Regions from separate parts of the Homo sapiens genome. Here region 1 is linked to region 2. The links are chromatin contacts, found by Hi-C or POLR2A ChIA-PET in ENCODE. All regions are on one chromosome and are shown on one strand. Each heading gives the region's core, a stretch centred on a gene start or an enhancer-like site at or near the end of the contact. The rest is flanking DNA. Distances are from core to core; before and after follow the strand shown. Region 1 overlaps ANKIB1 (ankyrin repeat and IBR domain containing 1). Region 2 has its middle 24 kb from the start of GATAD1.

What was found. Hi-C counts contacts between places; a loop is a spot of excess contacts on that map. ChIA-PET counts read pairs that join two places held with the same protein, here RNA polymerase II (POLR2A). Pooled maps may share reads with other maps.
Region 1: a loop to region 2 is called in a pooled map, with 2.1 times the contacts of the local background. The contact joins two enhancer-like sites. A Hi-C loop is called at or near these places in 1 of 50 pooled maps. POLR2A ChIA-PET finds 5 or more read pairs at or near these places in 3 of 52 experiments (A549, OCI-LY7 and activated T-cell).

The regions. Positions count from the first base shown.
Region 1 is chr7:92,275,001-92,279,159 of GRCh38, reverse strand. All of the region lies in intron 1 of ANKIB1 (ankyrin repeat and IBR domain containing 1), which reads right to left. Among named protein-coding and RNA genes, the nearest start is that of ANKIB1, 31 kb to the right of the region's middle. Within about 2 kb of position 2,524, at least 2 of the 41 ENCODE cell types and tissues checked have a DNase peak (open chromatin) inside an H3K27ac peak, as active enhancers do.
Region 2 is chr7:92,421,768-92,425,782 of GRCh38, reverse strand. It overlaps the pseudogene TMBIM7P. Among named protein-coding and RNA genes, the nearest start is that of GATAD1, 24 kb to the left of the region's middle. RefSeq lists a silencer at 937-1,056 and an enhancer at 2,314-2,814. Within about 2 kb of position 1,307, at least 13 of the 41 ENCODE cell types and tissues checked have a DNase peak (open chromatin) inside an H3K27ac peak, as active enhancers do.

The sequences.
Region 1 (4,159 bases), core at 1,275-3,774, 150 kb after region 2:
ATCAGTGCAGCATTAGATTCTCATAGGAGTGCAAACCCTATTGTGAACTGCACACACAAAGGATCTAGGCTGTATGCTCATTATGCCTGATGATCTGAGGTGGAACAGTTTCATCCCGACACCATCCCCACTCTGCTGTACGTGGAAAAACTGTCTTCACATAAGCGGTCTCTAGTACCAAAAAGGTTGGGGACCACTGCTCTAGGGGATGTCTCACTGCTTTTGCCTTGTGTTTGGGTTTCTTGATTCATTGCAACTTACAACAATAGACTGATAAACCTGAGTCTACTTCCCTTACCTTTCTCCTCGCACACACATCTTAGTGGGACAGTTTGATTACTAAAGGAAGCTTTCCCCAAAATGGGATTTTTTCCTAGGCTGCTCACCAGATAATTGGTTAGGAAAAAAAGAGTGGGGAAGTTATGTAAATTCATTACAAAAATTTTTGAAAATTCAGAGTTCATCCTGACCAATTCCTGAATATAATGTGTCTTTCTGGTCAAATTATATAAATATATTGTTCTAAGAAAATGCTTTTGTCCCTCTTGCACTCAACCTTTTGGGATAAAAAGTCTGGGTGAGAACAAGAGATAGCTGGAAAACTATAAAGTTAAGATTGTTAAATGGGACACATTTTGTAACAAGACATAAAACAAAAACCTGGCACCTAGGGAGGCATAGGAAATGATTTGTTTTTCAGAACTGTTTTTGGAAGGGTTCCTCTCTTCCTGAAGGAAAACTTCTCCATGCTGCCTTCCTAAATGTCTTCAGCACTTTGAACTCAAACCGACTGCTGAGCCTATGATTACACCTAACAGCCCTGACTACGAGACAGCAGAGGCTGGCCCAGCTTCTGCATTTTCTTTTTCCTTTTTTAAAAAATTCTTTATTTTATTATTTATTTATTTTGAGACAGGGTCTCATTCTGTAGCCCAGGCTGGAGTACAGTGGTGTGATCATAGCTCACTGAAACCTTGAACTCCTGGGCTCAAGCACTCTTCCCACCTTAGCCTCCTGAGTAGCTAGGACCACAGACACGCATCATCATGCCTGGGTAACTTTTTTTTTTTTTTTTGACACAGAGTTTCACTTTTGTTGCCCAGGCTGGAATGCAGTGGCACGATCTCTGCTCACTGCAACCTCCGCCTCCCAGGTTCAAGCGATTCTCCTGCCTCAGCTTCCTGAGTAGCTAGGACTATAAACACCTGCCACCACGCTGGGCTAATTTTTGTATTTTGAGTAGAGACAGGGTTTTACCATGTTGGCCAGGTTGGCCTCGAACTCCTGACCTCAGGTGATCCACCTGTCTCGGCCTCCCAAAGTGCTGGGATTACAAGCGTGAGCTACCATGCCTGGCCTATTTTTTTTTATTTTTAGTAGAGAAGAGGTCTCCCTATGTTGCCCAGGCTGGTCTTGAACTCTTGCCCTCAAGCGATCCTCTGGCACTGGCCTCCCAAACTGCTGGGATTACAGGTATGAGCCTCCACGCCCACTCCCTGCACTTTCACACAGAACATCCATAAATATTGTCATCCATAGATGTGAGGCAAATGAACTCGTAACATGGACATGCAAATCTGTTTGGAACTGACTGTATTTAGGCATTCTTGAAGCCAAATACCAAACTGAATTAATTGGACTGGAAACCCTTGGGCAGGAGACCCAATGGTAAGAGTTCATACTGGGGACTGCCTGACTAATACAGATGCTCCTCGACTTATGATGGGGTTATATCTGAATAAAGCCACTGTAAATCAAAACCACAAGTCAAAAATGCATTTAATACCCCTGTAAACCAAGTCAAAAAACTGTAATTCAAATAATCATTAAGTCAAGGACTGTCTGCATATGTCCTGTTTGGAGTATCCTAACAATTGTGAATTCTTTGTTTCCAGGAGTACTGTATTAGTCCATTTTCACAGTGCTATAAATACCTGAGACTGAGAAGTTTATAAAGAAAAGAGGTTAAACTGGCTCATGGTTCTGCAGGCTGTACAGGAAGCATGATGACCGCATCTGCTCCACTTCTGGAGAGGCCTCAGGAAACTTACAATCATGGCGGAAGGGAAAGGAGGAGCAGACACTTCACATGGTGGGAGCAGGAGCAAGAGAAAGAGCAAGGGGGAAGGTGCTACACACTTTTACACAACCAGATCTCACAAAAACTCACTCTTTATCACAGCAAGGGGATGGTGCTAAACCATTCATGAGAAATTCGCCCCCATGATCCAATCACCTTCCACCAGGCCCAACTTCAACATTACAGATTACAATTCAACAAGAGATTTGGTAGAGACACAGATCCAAACCATATCAGGTACTATGAGTGTCCTCTGGAAATGCACTCCTTTCATGTGTACCCTGATTATCAGGACACTTCTGAAAAGCCTGAAGAACTAGATGATTCAACTTAACCAGATATGTGCTGTCCAAATTTATCTTCAGGCCAGATAAAAACGAAACTAAAATGCAGAAACTGAAGGCGGAAGCCACCTGGCTTTCTATGATAGACCTTTATAATCAATGAAATTTGTTTTAACTGGCCACATTCTGGACCTCTAAAGGGCTTAGCTGTCAAGGTACCTTGGCTAAATGCCAAGGGAGTGGACCATGCAGAAAAGAGTTAACATATCAGGCTTGAGATGGCTATCCTTACAAAGGCCTCCTTGCAAGACTGGCCCATGATTGGTATCTGGAAACTTGGATTCCTCTCCTAGGGAATAAACTTTCGACCTTTTAAGGTTTCCATAGTGGAGACAGGAATTTTTAAAGTTTTAGAAATAAAGATGGGGTCAGTATATATACAGTGTCTGTGTCTGTCACAGATGCCACTTCTACCTATTAAATTGGTAAATGAGTTTGGAAACACAAATTGAAGTCATTACTCATTGCTGGTGGAGGTACAACTTGGAACAATTGTTCTGTAGAATAATTTTACAGTATTTGTTCATGTTGAAAATAAATATGCCTTGGGCCTAGAATCCTGATTTTACATATATTCACCTCTATGTATTACCTAATATATGTATTTTCTGTATCTAAATGAGACGTAATGAGACCAACTTTTAACAAGCTAAAAAGATCAGTGTGCATCTATATACTAAGTGTAGTTTTGCAAAACTTTTTTATTATATATAGATGTAGATATACCACACACAAAGACATATGGCATGTGTATGTGTATATAAGGTTATGATATAAAATTACTTATTGTGGGTTATAATTTTGAAAAATTAATAGATATTATCCTAGGATAACTCCTATAACAGGTACACAAAGAGACATGTACAGTGATGCTTATTTTGGCATTATTTATAATAGCAGGGGTTAGGCAACCAGCAAGGGCTACTGTACAATGAAAGTGAGTTGGTGGTTTCATTATGTACCCCAACTGTCAAAATCTTTAGGTCTATTCCTTTAGGCTAAGTGGAGGAAAGAAGCTGGGGGAGGTCTCGCCATTTAGTTTGTGCACTTCTACTTAATCCCAATTCCAGAATGGTGCATCACCCCCAGTTCTATGTCCCTGTCCTTCTGGCACAGTTTTTCCAGGTTAATACACCTCCTGTCTTCTTCTTGCCATTTGGGATTGAATTAATTTTTCACTGTGTAGGACCGTCCCTCACATTTCGCAATGTTAATCATCCCTGACCTCTGCCAATTAAATATCTGCAGTGTTTTCCAGACATTGTTACAATTTTTCCAGGTATTTTCAAATACCGTCCTGAGTTGGTGATGGGCAGCACCACCCCAACTCACAGGAAGAAATCATTAAAACAATTGGGAACAATACTTTTTAAACATCTGTTCATTTGATTCAAAGTAGACTTACATCAGTAATATCTAAGTACAGAGATGTCTATGTCATACTCCCCAGTATACATGTAAAAATGAAAACTTAGTCAATATGCTCCTGAAATCCCATTAAGTGAGAATAAATTAAGAAAAAAGGATAAATCTACAAGGTCAAAAAGAATGAGAGGAAACAAGAGCTGATGAAAAATTTCAAAAAAGCTGGAATTTTGAAAACTGGAAAACAAATACACAACAGGCAACTAGTTTAGCAAAGCTAAATTGAGTAAGCAAAGGTCAAACCTAATTCTACAACCAAGAAAGAAAAAAAAGCAGCCTACTTTTTGTTAAAGAACACCAAAAAGTCTCA
Region 2 (4,015 bases), core at 58-2,557:
CTTCCACTCACAAGGCTTCGCCACATCTGCCCATTTTCTGTCGTTGGTGCCACCCTAGACCACAGAACCCAGGGTGGCTCCCTTTCTTGCAGCCAATTCCTTTCTGTGCTGCCCACAGAAACCCCAGGATCGTGCCAGCTCTCAGCAGGTACCTGAAGCTCCTAGATTTTTCTAAACCTGAATAGAACTCGAATTTCCACCAGTTTCCCTGCATTCCAACTCAGGGCTTAGCTCCCCAAAGGTCGCAGGGCTCCTCCCCAGGGACCCGGCATCCTCCAGGAGTCAGGCGGGTCAAGCCAAACCTCTTGCCTCCCGGAGGTGTGGTCTCTCTGAAGCTCACAGATAGTAACTCCGAGAGTGTTTGGGTCCTCTTATGAAAACCCAGAACCGTCTCAGTATGATTCAGGAGATTGTCAGCAAACAATTCTTTCTTTTTTTTTTTGGAGACGAAGTCTCTCGCTCTTGTCGCCCAGGCTGGAGTGCAATGGCACGATCTCGGCTCACTGCAACCTCCGCCTCCCAGGTTCAAGCGATTCTCCTGCCTCAGCCTCCCGAGTACCTGGGATTATAGGTGCATACCACCACGCCCGGCTAATTTTTGTATTTTTAGTAGAGATGGGGTTTCACCATGTTGGCCAGGCTGGTCTAAGAAATCCTGACCTCAGGTGATCCGCCTGCCTCGGCCTCCCAAAGTGCTGGGATTACAGATGTGAGCAACCGCGCCCGGCCAGCAAACGATTCTTTTTTGGGGAAGGTTGGCATTTCTTCCCAAGCAGTGTTGATCATTCTTTCACGGGAAGATTTATTTACCAATTGATTTATTCCCCATCTGATTCCAAATAAGACTTGAGGTGGCTTATAAAAATATCCATAATATACGAAGATAAGATCAATTAATGGAGAAATCTGATGAAAGGAAAAATGGGCTAGAAAATAAAGATAATGGTTAGATTAGTGTACAAAATGCATCAAGTCCTATGCACGCGTCTGGAGCCTAGGTTTGGTTCTGCGCCCCCTGGTGGTCAAAGTGAGCAAGAACACGTGACCGTCGGTGAGACTCAGCACCAGTACGGTGTAGCGACCCTGGGGATTTACATGCTGGGAGGAATAGCTAGCTCCTGAGGCTGGAGAAGACGGGCTGCCTGCTGTCCACGTTTGGACATTGCCTCACCTGCCAAAGCATGGAGGAGGCTTCCTTAGCTGGTGTGGGTACCCTGTTCACTGCCCGGGCCAGCAGTGGGGTGTCCCAGTTCCTGCACTGACAGCACAGATCACACTCAGAACGGGGCGGGGCTGGAAGCCAGACAGAGGCGGGAATCTGGGAGCCGAGACGGTGGGGGAAGGGCGACAGGAGGGCGTGCTGGTTTCCCAGAAATGTTTGAGTTTTTTACTTAAAAATTTTAAATGGCCTTAACGTTTATTACAAGAGATAAAAGTTATTGGTCTCCAAGGAAGCTCTCATCTCTGAGGTTTTGCTGTTTATCTCAAAGCAAGTAACGGCTTAAAAGAAGAGATATTATACAGGGGCAAAGCATTAGTTATGTTTTCCAGACTTAACCTCATGCCCAAGGGTTAAAAGATATATGGGAAAAAGCCCATTTCAGAAAAGGAGTTGAGGGAAAAAAGGAAAACACATTTCACTGACAACAGCTTTTGTCCCATAGAATTTTGGCCTCTTGAGCCCATGTTCTGAGCTCTTGAAGTCTTCAGACAGTTGTGACTTCCACGGCCTCTTCCTATTCTCTCTTCCACTCTTTCAAAAACCGAAAGCCATTTTCTAGCTTGAAACCATTTCCTCTTCTCTCTCCCTGTCTCCTCCCAGTCGCTCCCAATTACACATACAGTCACACATTTACACACACAACACACAGTCACACACACTCCACACCCCCTCATGCCATTCGCACCACACACACCCCTTACGCCACATACACACACACAGTCACACACACACCACACATTTACACACACCACTCATAGCACATACACACACAGTCATACACACACCACACATTTACACACACTACTCATACCACATACACCACATACACATGCACACTCACACACTTACACATATTACACAGACACACAGGCACACACACCACACACACCTCACTCAAACTCACATATACACCATCCACACCACACACATGTACACCTCCTTCATGTGCTGCTGGAGCTGGAGAAATAGGAAGCAACCGATCCAGTATAAGAGGAAGAAAGTCATCTGGAGAGGAAGGCTGGAAGCAAGCACATTATTAAATATCATTTGTATGGAGACTAGATACACTGTTTTCCCTATAATGGAAATAGAGAAAGCCAACTTAATTAAGTTGTACAAAGTAGAGAATCAGGCAATTACCCACTGGGTTTGGAGATGCCAGAGGGGCAACCCAGGACTTTGGAGACTCCACTTCTTTCCCAGCCTCTGCTCCTGGCCATCCTTGGCCAGCGGGAGTTCAAAGCCTTCTCTCGCAGGCCTCGTACTAGGATGGGCCTTCATTTTTACCCCTGGAGACTGGAGGAGTCTTTCCTGGCTCTGCCCGTGGACCAGTGGGTCAGCCCAGTCTCTGGATTTGCCTCTGGCAGAGCAGCCTTGGAGCTGGGCATGCCTTCAGCCCTGCGGCCACTGCTCTGTTGTCCTCATGCCTTGGTGGGCCTGACTGTGGGCCTGGGCACAACCTCAGTGCCTTTCTTGGTCTCATCCTCCAGCCTGACTGCCTGCTGGCTCTCAGCCCCTGCCCCTATCCCACCTTTCCCCGCACCCCTGGCTCTATTTGGGTGATGACAGTCCTCCTAAGCCCAGGACTGCACCTGCAGACGCAGCTCCACACTCTGCTCTGCCAGTATCTGCCCTCCAGCCCCATCTCCGGCACTGGGAAGACCTTGTTTCTCATCCCATGTCTGAGGTTGGAAGGCTGTCCCTCAGGTGCCTTGGAAAGCATCTGTACCCAGAATGTTATGAAGCTTAGATACCGCATATCCTGTCCTGATGAAACATTGATACAGTGTGGATGGCCCCCTTTGATGAATGACAATATGGTCTACAAATGAACCTTTTTACCTTGGTTTCTACATTCATAATTAATACATGTTCAATTCACTGAGTATGTTAAAGTTACTATTGTGTTCAAAGAAATGTTTACTAATAAATAATTTTCTCTTGTCCATCATAGGGAGGATGTTACAGAAATACTGAATTCTATTCATTCCCCATAGTTGCCCTGTGGCTGTGTGTACCAGGCTGTGCATATTCCGCCTTGCTCCCTAGACCCTGCTCAGAAGCACACCCCTCAAATCACCTCTTCTGGATTCCGGGCCTCGCCCCCATGCCTCGGGAAGCAGGCTTCTGATTTATTGTGAATTTTGTTTTTAGACAGCTCTTCAAGGTCTGCAGCTAGGAGCCGTATCAGTGTGAGTCTTTGATACACATTTCCTTTGATTTGTGTGTGCTTTTCTCGGAATGTATGTGAACAATAATCACAGTCTCTGGTTTTAGTTTCTACAAGGCCGAGGAAGTGTCATGGGCAACAGCTGCAACCACTCTGGTGATGCTAGCACTCACTTTGTTTGCTCTACAAACAAAAGTAGGTATTATTGAAGGGAGTGTGCCAGGTATGTCCCTTTGTCCCCAACCCATTTTCCTATGCCTTCCCCTGCTCTCTCAGTCCTGGAGGTCTCACCTCCAGGGCCCTCTTGCCTTAGGGCTTTCCATGGGCTTTGGCCAATGGGGAGTTCCAGCTGGAGACAGGAGGCAGGAAGAGAGAGGTACTGATTCCTATGGCTTCCTCCCAATGACAAGTTCCTCTTGGGCTAGCGGTGTGCCTTAGCAAGATTCACTGCCTGTCACAAGGTGGCCAACTCAACACAACCTTCTGGACTCCTGTAACTGCCCCCTCTCCTTTCCTCTTTGGGCCTGGGGCTGGTAACAGCTCTTTGGCTGGCTGCCAGACTAGCTTACTTCACTACCCGTTCTGGTTGCCTGCAGACACTTCTGTGGAGAGTTCCTTTACAA